Regions from separate parts of the Homo sapiens genome. Here region 2 is linked to region 1. The links are chromatin contacts, found by Hi-C or POLR2A ChIA-PET in ENCODE. All regions are on one chromosome and are shown on one strand. Each heading gives the region's core, a stretch centred on a gene start or an enhancer-like site at or near the end of the contact. The rest is flanking DNA. Distances are from core to core; before and after follow the strand shown. Region 1 overlaps CTBP2 (C-terminal binding protein 2). Region 2 overlaps CTBP2 (C-terminal binding protein 2).

Evidence for each region. A loop is a pair of places that touch in the nucleus more often than their neighbours do. ChIA-PET counts read pairs that join two places held with the same protein, here RNA polymerase II (POLR2A). Pooled maps may share reads with other maps.
Region 2: a loop to region 1 is called in a map of A673, with 4 times the contacts of the local background. The contact joins two enhancer-like sites. A Hi-C loop is called at or near these places in 4 of 168 maps with a recorded cell type or tissue (A673, ascending aorta, heart left ventricle and 1 more), 2 of 37 single-sample maps with no recorded cell type and 1 of 50 pooled maps. POLR2A ChIA-PET finds 5 or more read pairs at or near these places in 6 of 52 experiments (K562, Panc1, RWPE1 and 3 more).

The regions. Positions count from the first base shown.
Region 1 is chr10:125,062,727-125,068,114 of GRCh38, reverse strand. The region is part of intron 2 of CTBP2 (C-terminal binding protein 2); the gene reads left to right. Among named protein-coding and RNA genes, the nearest start is that of MIR4296, 33 kb to the right of the region's middle. RefSeq lists an enhancer at 4,535-5,132. Within about 2 kb of position 3,239, at least 15 of the 41 ENCODE cell types and tissues checked have a DNase peak (open chromatin) inside an H3K27ac peak, as active enhancers do.
Region 2 is chr10:125,100,530-125,105,917 of GRCh38, reverse strand. All of the region lies in intron 2 of CTBP2 (C-terminal binding protein 2), which reads left to right. Among named protein-coding and RNA genes, the nearest start is that of CTBP2, 57 kb to the left of the region's middle. RefSeq lists an enhancer at 2,440-3,264. Within about 2 kb of position 2,942, at least 6 of the 41 ENCODE cell types and tissues checked have a DNase peak (open chromatin) inside an H3K27ac peak, as active enhancers do.

The sequences.
Region 1 (5,388 bases), core at 1,990-4,489:
CTGTCATCTTCCTCGCTTTGCTTTCTGGCTGCTTGTTGGGGCTGAGTTGAGGCCCATCTGACTGTCTGGAGGTAGTGGGTATTCATCCGTTGTTGCTTGGCACCAGAGGGCAGGTAGATCCTGTGGCAAGTGGACAGGTGAGAGGCCCACCAAGGAGAGGTGAAATTGGGGGTGCCTCCTAGGGTATACATCGGACCCGCCCTGGGTCTGCAGCCCGGTGGCTTCTTGGGCAGACACTGCACTTGGCGGCTTCAGAGGTGAGGGCACAGAATGACGCGGGTCAGGGAGTCCCACCATGGGCCCTGCCCATGGGACTTGATGCTTGGGTCAGTGTACAGGTCAGGGCCTTCCTTGAACTAAAGGCTACGTGCACAGACTGACAGCTGACACTTGCTATAACTTACTGCTTTGAGAGAAAGAGAATGAGGGTTATGCGTGCCATTAATATTTTCCTTTGATTTCTCTCATATTTTGGTTTACATTATATCCTTTGCCTGGGTTTTGAGATGGTAAGATAAGAAGTTTGATAAATGGCATATATAAAAGCAGTTTTTTCCCTTCTAAATGGATATTTTTAAGAACAGTTTGATTTACAGAAACGTCTAGAAGGTTACATGGAGAGTTCCGTATCTCCTCACCTAGTTTCCTTATTATCATTTGACATTACATTAGTATGAGACATTTATTAAAATTAATGAACCAATTATCAATACATTAATATTAACTGAAGTCTACATTGTATTCTGATGATCTGATATCCTTTTTCCATCCCAGAATCCTGTCCAGTTTTTCACCTTGTATGTCACTGTCTTTCTCCTTAGGCCCCACATGGCGGTGGCAGTTTCACAGTCTTTCCTTATTTTTGATGACCTTGACAGTTTTGATTATGATAGTATATTTTGTGGATTGTCCCTCTACTGCAGTTTGTGTGATGTTTTTCTCATTCCTGGGCTGGGTTATGGGTTTCACAGAAGACTTTTTTTGTGTAATCTCTAAATAAAAAAATTCTTGAAAGAAAAAAGTGTAAGCCTTTGCCGGCCAATAATGAATCGCCCCACATAGCAGGTGGACGTGGGGGGTGTCTGGTTGTCCATCAGTAGGAGTCGCCCTTCCCTTATACCTGGGCCTGGTGGTCAGGCGGGGACTTCAGGAATTCAGCAGCCTTGCCTGCGTTCAGCTGACCAAAGACTTTTCCATGGAGCTGGGAAGACTGCCCAGGGGAGATAGGAAGAGGCACGTCGCACACACTGGGCTTCCCTGGAGACTTCTGGATTCTCGAGTTCACCCTGAGGCATTTACTGATCGACACATGGGCTAGTTCCTTTTTTGTTACATTTTAAAATTCTGGTGAGGTCGTTCCATTTATGGATAAGAAACCCCCAGGTGTGAAGGGCTCAGGTGATGTACCCAGAGTCACACAGCTCACGAGTCAGTGGCAGGACTGGAGATTACACTGAAGGTTGGTGCACTGTGCTCCCTGGCTTCTGTGCAGGTGTCACCCTCCTCCACCAGGCAGACTTTGAGTCGTGCAAACAGAAAAGATGCTGCCCACACTTCAGGGCCATGCTTCCAGTCCCCGTGAGCTACCCCCAGCAGGCTCCTGTACGAAACATGACAGCACTTTCTAGGGTGCTTGGCCGTGCCTGCTTCCCCCGTTACATCTGCGCACCCTGCTTGCCTTCCGTTCCTGCCCTGCACTCACCTAGCATGGTGCATGCACCTGACTGCTTAGAAGGCACGGGACGTTCTGACTTGATGTTTTCCCGATTTCTCGCTGGTCCTGATGTTGGTAGCTCCATGTGACACAAAGCATTGAGTCTCTGGCTCTGCTGGGGTTAGGATTTGGGATGTGGCTTGGTAGAGGGGTGGCTGCCTGTGCCTAGCCATCGCCATGTTAACAGAAGCTGTGATGTAGGGGCTCATAGCTCACATCCCTCAGCCAAGAGCCACTGGTCACTCAGACGTTGTCCTGGGTGTTAGGACATCAGCCTGAGCATTAGAGGGAGTTCACCATCAAGAAGATGACGGCTTTTTTTTTTTGGCTAGAGTGCCATGGCACAATCAGGGCTCACTGTAACCTCTGCCTTCTGGGCTCAAGCGATCCTCCCACCTCAGCCACCTGGGTAGCTGGGATTACAGGCGCATGCCACCAAGCCAGGCTAATTTTTGTATTTTTCTTAGGACAGGGTTTCGCCATGTTGCCCAGGCTGGTCTCAAGCTATCCTAGGCTCAAGCTATCCGCCCACCTCAGCCTCCCAAAGTGTTGGGATTATAGGTGAGAGTCACCACACCCAGCCGATGATGGCATTTTTCTGATAGACTGGAAAGCCAGCTGAATGAAATAGCTAGAAGAGGACAGTGACCCTCAGCTTCTTCATATGGAGCACGAATGGATGTAAATTTAGTGGGATTTCTTTTCCACTGGGGCTGGCCACAAGAGCTGGCAGTGTGCTCCTACAGTGAGTCCCTCCTCTAACTTTACCTCCCACTTTCTCCCTCCGGCCCCCTTAGCTCTCAGCTCAGAGACCCACAAAAACAAATCCTGGGGAGCTGACTGCGCAGGATGTGGACTTGGTATTTCCCTGATACTGGCATTTGTTAGCCGGATCCTGCCTCTTCCCTTCGCCACCTCGCCTTCCCCAAAGCCCCTGCGGGCTTTGCTCTTCCTTCCCTTTATTTTGCTGAAGTTGACAGTCAGGTATGAGCTGCATTAAAATGTTGACTCATCCTTGGGTTGTTTTCAATTTTTTAAAAAGTGCACATTGAGAAAAGCACAGATTCATGTGTGCAGCACAGGAAATCATCACAAAGAGAACAAGGCTCTTGTTGGGGGCATTTGAGTTCAAGCAGAGTGCCCCAGTTGCAAGACTTCCATTTGGATCTGATGATGGCTGGACCTCCCTGGAAAGACTGGAACCTGAAGAGCCCAGTCAAAGAACAGTCTGTCAAGCAGCCCCTCCGCAACCACAGTTTTTGTGCAGAGTGGTTTGGGGAGCCCATGGAATGGGGACAGTACGATGTATTTTCTAGTGGCAAACATTTCATCATCAAGTGAGAGTTTCTTTGCTGGGCATTTCCTGTTCTGTGTGAAACAGTTGTGGTTACCTGTGGGTGTGTTTCAGATAATCATTAGAGCATATTCTCTGCTCGTTAAGCAGTAAAACCAGTGAGGTGGGGAAGCTTGTGAAACTGAAATCCCAAATATGCAAAACTTGGCAAGAAAGTAGAGAAGAGCCAGACCAGCTCTGAGCTAAGTCACCAAACCAGAAAGGTTTCATTCTTTGTCTTTTCTTCCTCTGTCTTTAACCACAAGCCTTGGGCTGAATCCCCACATCTCACTACACAGTCAGGGAAGCAGGGTCAAGGCTGACTGGGGACACTGGCGTGGCGGGAATGGGTGAAGTCTCCTGGGTGGATAGTCACCTCTCTGCCTTTTTTGAAACTAAACTTCTCTGATTTTTATTTCAAGTTGTCCTGAAGAACATGATTCTAAAACAGATTCAGAGCACGCACTCTGACTATAAATAGAACATAAGGCAAACTTGGACAATGGATTGTGGCACTTTTTTTTCATGTACCTGAAATTCTTAGAGTTGGGGCTCTCTTCCCTTGAGAAGTAGAACTGCTATTCTTCGGAGACCGATGGGTGACCTCAGCATTGTCCTCACCAAGAACGCTGTTTCCCCAGGGATTGCACCCCTCCCACCACAGTTATTTTTCTCTGAAGGCCTGAGTTTGGAAGAAGTACTTGCCTGTTCCCGTAATTATGGAAACCGGAAGGTAACTTACCTGTTTGTGCCTGGCCTAATTCAGATTAGAAAAAGATCAATCCATTGTTGTCTAATGGACAGGGGACAAATGATGAAGAAAACAGAAATAGCCCATAAAATGATAGGGATGTCCCGGCTCCCAGGCAAACTCTGGTGAAAACCGAGGAGACTATGGTGTTCCCTGAGGTATTCACCATCTAACTGTCTTCCACACCATATATATAAGCTGTTTATAAATTCTTTGTCCTGGCCAAAAATACAAAACCTACTGGCAGTGATTTATTTTTTTAATGCATTTTAAATAACTGGATTCCTATGTGGAATTGGAGTTGGATAATTAAATTACGATGGCCTCTAAAGTTGGGGTGCGGGGGGTTGAGGGCTTCAGCAGAGAGCACCCCTGGAAGGTGGCACTGCAGCCTGGGGGTGGGGGAAAACCGTGCCTGATGGAGTTGCTGCAGGGGTCCCTACACGGGGTGTCCACCCTTCTTGCCCAGACACCCTGTGGCTTTGAGAATCGCTGTGACATAGCCACGGGAGAGCTGTGTCTGCTTAATGCTTTTGTTTACTTTGGAAGTTTGTCCTACATGAATGAATTCGCAAAACTTACATTCCCCGTAAAGCTGTCACTGAGAGAAAACACAGCAATAACTCAGGTGATGTAGTTAAACCACCATTGAGTTTGCGCCATCCATGAGCTGATAAATCGTACAGCTTCATTTGGTAGGAATCAGCAATTTTATGTGGCAATTAATTTTTACTACTGTAGGGGAGCCAGAGGATGAGCATTTTACTTCGGTTTTGTGTGTGTTGAGAGAAACTTAACGGTTTTGCCACAGCAAGAAAGGATCGTGCATGAGGCCTTTCGCACGAGTCGACGTGTTTGGGTGTTATCCTGGGGTGTCCTTGCCAGCTTTTGTTGGTTCCTCACGTGGGCAGAAGAGTGAATGCTCAGTCCCCATCGGGGTGCCACAGGCCTCATGACGTGTGGGGTAAAACACGTATGTGGCTTGCGGAGAAATAAATTCTCCGTATTTCTTAAGTATGATGTTTTTCCCCACCAGACCGATTCGCCCATGCTGTTTCCACATCAGAGATGAAGATGTGCGCAGAGTAACACGTAATTAGCTTTCCAGATTGCTTCGTAGAAGGATAATGTGATAATTTTCCCATTGTTCGTTTTTGGTTCCACCAATGATGGCCATTTAGCACAGCACACAGTTGCGGCTGAGGTCCAGCTCGAGGCTGGCCGAGGCTGTGCACAGCTGCCCAGGGCCCTGCCTCGCTGCTGGGGAGCTGTCCTTTCTTTGGCTGAGCTCTCTTCCTGTGGAGGCCCAGCCTGCTCACTGGAACGCCAGAAAGATCATCTGAGCATAGTTGTCTGTTCAGCCAGCCTCTCTTGGGGCCATTAGGAAAACGGGTGCACAGCAGATGTTGTTCCTTGGGTGCCCTCAGTGGTTTATTTTTTATTTTATTTTATTTTTTTGAGATAGAGTCTCGCTTTGTTGCCCAGGCGCCCAGTGGCGCAATCTCAGCTCAGTGCAACCTCCATCTCCCAGGTTCAAGAGATTATCCTGCCTCAACCCTCCTGAGTAGCTGGGATTACAGGCGTGTGCCA
Region 2 (5,388 bases), core at 1,693-4,192, 38 kb before region 1:
GTTTACTGTCAAGTTTCAGGCTGGGGCGTAGATGCCGATGTGCAAATGAGTAGGCAGGGAAGTGAGCTTTCTCTTATTAAAATGTTGGCTTACTAATCAAGTGTTGCTGGGTGTGATTAGTGGCAGAGGAAAAGGTTATTTCTTTCTGTAAATATTTTTGCTTAACATTTATGCGTTACCATTGCTGATTGTATTAATACTCTTAGAATGCATTAGACCAATAACTTGTTTTTTTTTAAAAAAATGTCTTGGTTTTAAGCAGTTTCAGTTGGTCTTTATGGAAGGACACACAGCATTTCACTGAAGCTTGAGGGATCTGCCAGGTTCAAGTGTAAAGGGGCATTAGTTTCAACTTAGAGCAGCTCCCCCAGCTACAAATGCTGATAAAATAGCTCAGAAGTGCAAGAGCCTGGTTACTTTCAGTAATTTTAGGATTTAGTATCTGGATCTGAATTTTGACCATTGTTGAAGGAGCAGATAATTGGATGCATTTTCTAAAGTAATGATTTAGGCCAAGGAGGGCAGATCCTTTGAGCCCAGGAGTTTGAGACCAGCCTGGGCAACATAGCAAGACCCCATCTCTATAAAAAAATTTTTTTAAAAAATCAGCCAGGTGGTGGTGTGTATCTGTGGTCCTCAGGTTCCAGAGTAGCTGGGTGGGAGGATTGTGTGAGCCTGGGAGGTCAAGGCTGCAGTAAGCCATGATTGCACCACTGCACTCAGCCTTGGGTGACAGAGGGAGACCCCATCTCCAGAAAATGTTTTTAAAACTCGGCCAGGTGGCGGCGCCTGCCTATGCCTGGGTGGCCAGATTGTGTGAGCCTGGGAGCTCACGTCTGCAGTGCACTGTGATCACACCCCTCTACTTAGCCTGAGTGACAGAGGCAGACCCTGTCTCAAATAAATTAATAAATAAATAAAAGTAACGATTTAGGAAATGGCTGAGAATTCCCATGACCCTCGTGTCCTCGGGCCTGGTGTTTTCACAGGGGTGGGGGCGGGAGAAGGGGAGAAAGAAGGACGTGCTGTCTGTGGCTTCCTTCTTCCCAGGCATTCATTTAACACCAGCTGAACACATTTGCTTTATTGATTGGTTGATTCATTTATTTTTGGCAAACTTGGCAACTTCCACCTGGCCCCATGCTGTTAAAAATAAAGTCTTCTTGGTCGACTGAATGCTTTTGCAATTCATTCTTTCCATGTAGCAATTAAGATGATTCCCCTAGCCTTGTACCAGTTAAGGATAAATAGGAGGTTTTCAAAGAAAATGCTGCGTAATTCATCGGCATTTGTGTGTGAGCACACGGGTAATACATGCGAGTAGCCTCCGTGAGTGGACTCCTGTGTAAGGAGGTAAAATGGAACGTTTTTCTGCACTTATCCTGAGAAGCAGCCCGAACAGTGACATTTATACATATTTCATAATGTGGTTTCTTCAGGCACGCGGAGCAAACAAATCAATTTCTCAGCAGTATACTGTTTAAAAGAAACAGCAACAACCTGTGGGGAAGTTGCAGAAGCTGTTAAAATTAATTATATATGGCAAAAAGATAGAACATTAGGGGGAAATGTTAATGTGGGAGGATGAAAAAACACAGCCGTGGATGAGCAGCAGTGCAGAGCATCTGATGACAGTGTTTAATTTCCGTTTCTTTATAAATGTATACTGATGAACAACAATGGCGCCCGCACAGGGTCCTCCTGTTCCGTCCTTTCTCCAGGCCGCTGGGATCGAATGTCCCCGTGAGCATCCAGTCAGCTCCACGTGGTGTGAGCCTTGATTTCTGGGAACGGTACCGTGCTGTCTTTTAATAGGGATTTGTGGAAAACGAGAATTGGTGGTGAAGGTATCGAATTCCTGAGCCTTGTAATGCAACACCTTTCCCGTGGTCACCTTCCCTCTTCCGGTTCAGCTATACGTTGTTTAACTCAAAGGAAACCTTTGTTGTCGTGGGTAGGGTGTAACCTGCAACTCCTTGAAAAATTCAGCTTGGGTGATCAGTTTCCTCAGGGATGTAGGGGGAGAGGCTCTTCAGCAGGGGTGGGAGGGTGCTTACAGGAGGGTCCCAGAGCTGTGGGACAGGCTTGCCCCCTTTCCTGGGGGAAGCTCGCCTCTTTCCCGGACACTGCAGGTTTGTAGGATATACCCCTTGGTTCAGCTGGTCATGGCAAGTGAGTCCTCCCTATCACCCACTTCCGCGGTGGTGGGACGCCTGGGGGGCATGGATGGGGCCTGCGTCCTAGGAGACCTTGGCTCCAGCTGCTCGAGGCCACTTTGTCTCTTCTGCATGTCGCAGAAGCGTCTGTACCTCCTGGGGTTGGCTTTCCTGTGAGCATTTGGGCTCCCTCTGCCTGGGTGGCCTGTTGTCTGGAGGGAGTCTTCAGTCCCTCTTAGTGCAGCAGCCAAGGGTGTCTCTTCTCACTCCCTGAGCCTTCTGATTCCTGTATCAGGGGAAGTTAAAAAGTGTTGTAAATGGACTTGGACCAAGGAGCAGGACTCTGACTACGAACTTAGAACCTTCCAGAGTGATTTCCGCAGCTCCCTGAAGCAGAGCTAGCTCCTTGAGCTCATTGTCCCCTTAATTCTGTGCATGGCCTGCATATTGTAGATGCCCCAGAAGTAATTTTTTGAATGAATGAATCCAGGCTGCAGTGGGGCCAGGGGGGTGTGGAGTGGGCTGGGCACATGTAGGAGCGCATCGCAGCAGCTGTCTGGAAGGCTGGGTTGGTTCTGTGTTAGCTGGGAGTGTTTTCTGCAGACAGAAGGCAACCCAGCATGTTATACTACCTGTTCAGGGGAGGTGTGCATGTTCTGAGATAATCACGCCGTGTTCTTGAGCTTTCCACCGCAGGGAAGTGAAGTCATGCCCCCGCCTCTCCTTTGTGCAAGTAGGGCGGGGAGTCTAAACCCATGCAGGTAGGGTGTGGGGACCCAGCTGTACTCTCCCGCCACCTGTGGGTGCTGCTCTTGCGGCAGCCTCGTAGGTGAGGGATAATGTGGTTCAGCCAACCTGACTACATCCAAGCTGGGATGATGAGGACAGCAAGAAGGCCCACTGGCTCTGCAAGTCCTGTAGGCCTGGGTCCCTCGAGACAAAGCTCAGATGGCTTCTGTATCAAATTCAAGGACCCAGCATGGTGGCTGCTGCTTTGCTCACCTTCAGAGGCCTGGAAGCTGGTGTTTCCTGCATGTGTAACTGACGGCCCCAGTCCCACATTTGTTAAAAAAAACCTTCACTTTGATGAGAGTACAGTACTCCTGGCTTTTTGTAATTCAATTGAAACTCACTGCCACTCCCTCATTACAGCAGAAGATGACCTCTAAACCATGACACAGGGCGACAGCTTCCTCTGGGAAGGAGGACTCAACATTGATTTGTGCTCTGATCCCCACCCCCCTGCAAACCCTGGGCTTAAGTGGCAGCACTGCAGAGGCCTGCTGAAGGCCGGAAAGCCCTCTCTGCCTGTGTGTTTAAACAGAGCAGATTGATGCAGAGTTTGATGTGGCCAGGAAGAATTCTTTAGCATGGAATTGCATCATAACAGTCACTCCCTCCAGGAGCCCCAGCGGCTCTGGCACTTCCTCCTGATGTTTGCAAGGGGAAGGTAATGATTCTAATTGCACAGGACTTGGTCCTGGCCTTGGTGATGGCAGGAGGGCAGAGTCCTCATGGTATGGCCAAAAAATGTTTACAACTTGACCTTGTCCTCCTCTGATGGTGTTGACCTTGGACAAACTATGCCCCTCTGAGCCTAGTGCCTCAGTTTCCCCCTCTTGCAAATGCAGCAGGTAGTAGTGCTTAATCTCAGAGTTGTGGGGATTCAATGAAACAGTACTGAACGGGGCTTAACAGATACCTGGTACATGTTAAGAGCTTAGTCAAGAATGACTGCTGAGTCTGGAATGACATTATGGGGACTGACGAGGGAGGCTGATGAGAGGTGGCTTGGTGGGTACAATGTGCATTGTTTCAGCGATCGAGGCACTGAAGGCCCTGACTTCACCACAATGCAATGTATGGATGTAGAAAATTGCACTTGTACCCCATGAATATATGTACACACACAAAGATGATTGCTGCAGTAGCAGCAGTAAATGCACACAGCCAAAGGCTTAGCATGTGGGAGATGCCCTGCTCGCCTGGCTGGGCTGGAGGGGAAGGTAGTACAGGTTGCATCTCTCCAAGCCGGTACCTGTGGTCTATGTTGCAATGAACATTTCGATGCAAGACGAACGGAACTCAAACCTTTCTTGGTCGTGAAGGTCTGCTGTGTTCCTGAAGGTTCTGTCTTCCACCTGGCACTTGGGATGTGGGTTGCTCACTCCTTGCCCATCGACCTGGTAATAATGTTTTCCTATCAAGCAGTGAAAGGTTTGGGGTTTCCATGAAGCCTTTCCCAAATGTCACGCATTGGGGTTTTAGTTGTGAGGGTGTGCTGATCCCAGCCGCAGCCAAGGCGAGGTGCTGGCACCATGCTGCTGCACCCGCTCCTATGCCCACCTGGACATCTGTTTCGTAATGGACATCCTTCCCTGGGAACATGTCTCTACTCCTTTAAATGGCTTGAGGTCTCTGCAATTTGCCTGAACATTAAGTGTGACCAAAGAGCCTGAGGCCAGCCATGGAGAGGACGAAGACATGAGGCTTTCTCTCGAGAGCCACACTGGGAGAGGCCGGGAACACGGCCACTTCACATGAAAGGCGGTTAGATTCAGGTCACTGGGTCTGGACTCCTGCATTTTATGGCAAAGTCTAAAAATGCCGATTTGTAACAACCAATGTTAATGAATTCAGACTGTTTGAATTTCACACTGAATAATGGCTGGAATTATCAGAGCCCACAGCTTATAAGATCCCTGGATCGTGTAATCTTTTCTCAAGATTTAATTGATAGAATGATGTAATATCACATTACTTTTATTAAAAGTTCTGGCCATAAAAGAGAAACACCTATTAGGATAGAAGAATTTAGTAAAAATAGTAGTAATAACAAGACAGTTTGGAATATGTCATATATTCAGTAAATTTCAAAAGTCTTCATCTCATTTAAAATACAGTATTGTGCCCATAGATCCTGAATGCAATACCTTTGTACCCTAGGGCTTCCTCTTTCCTACACTAAAAACATTCTATTTAAATGCAGATTTTGATTTGCAATCTAGGAAGAGGATTCTGGAAGAATGGGAAGAAGGACAACTCTGCATCTATTAATTTTAGTTTTATGTTATTCGCGTTTTTCCTCTCATCCTTATCTCCTCCAGCCCTTCCTTCCTGTAAAAGGATCCTTTCTAAACATACAAATAAAGACATGCTTAGAATTTCAGCACATAAGAATGTTGTTACGCCTTCTTTTATTTTTGTTTAAAAATTAAATTAAAAAATTTTT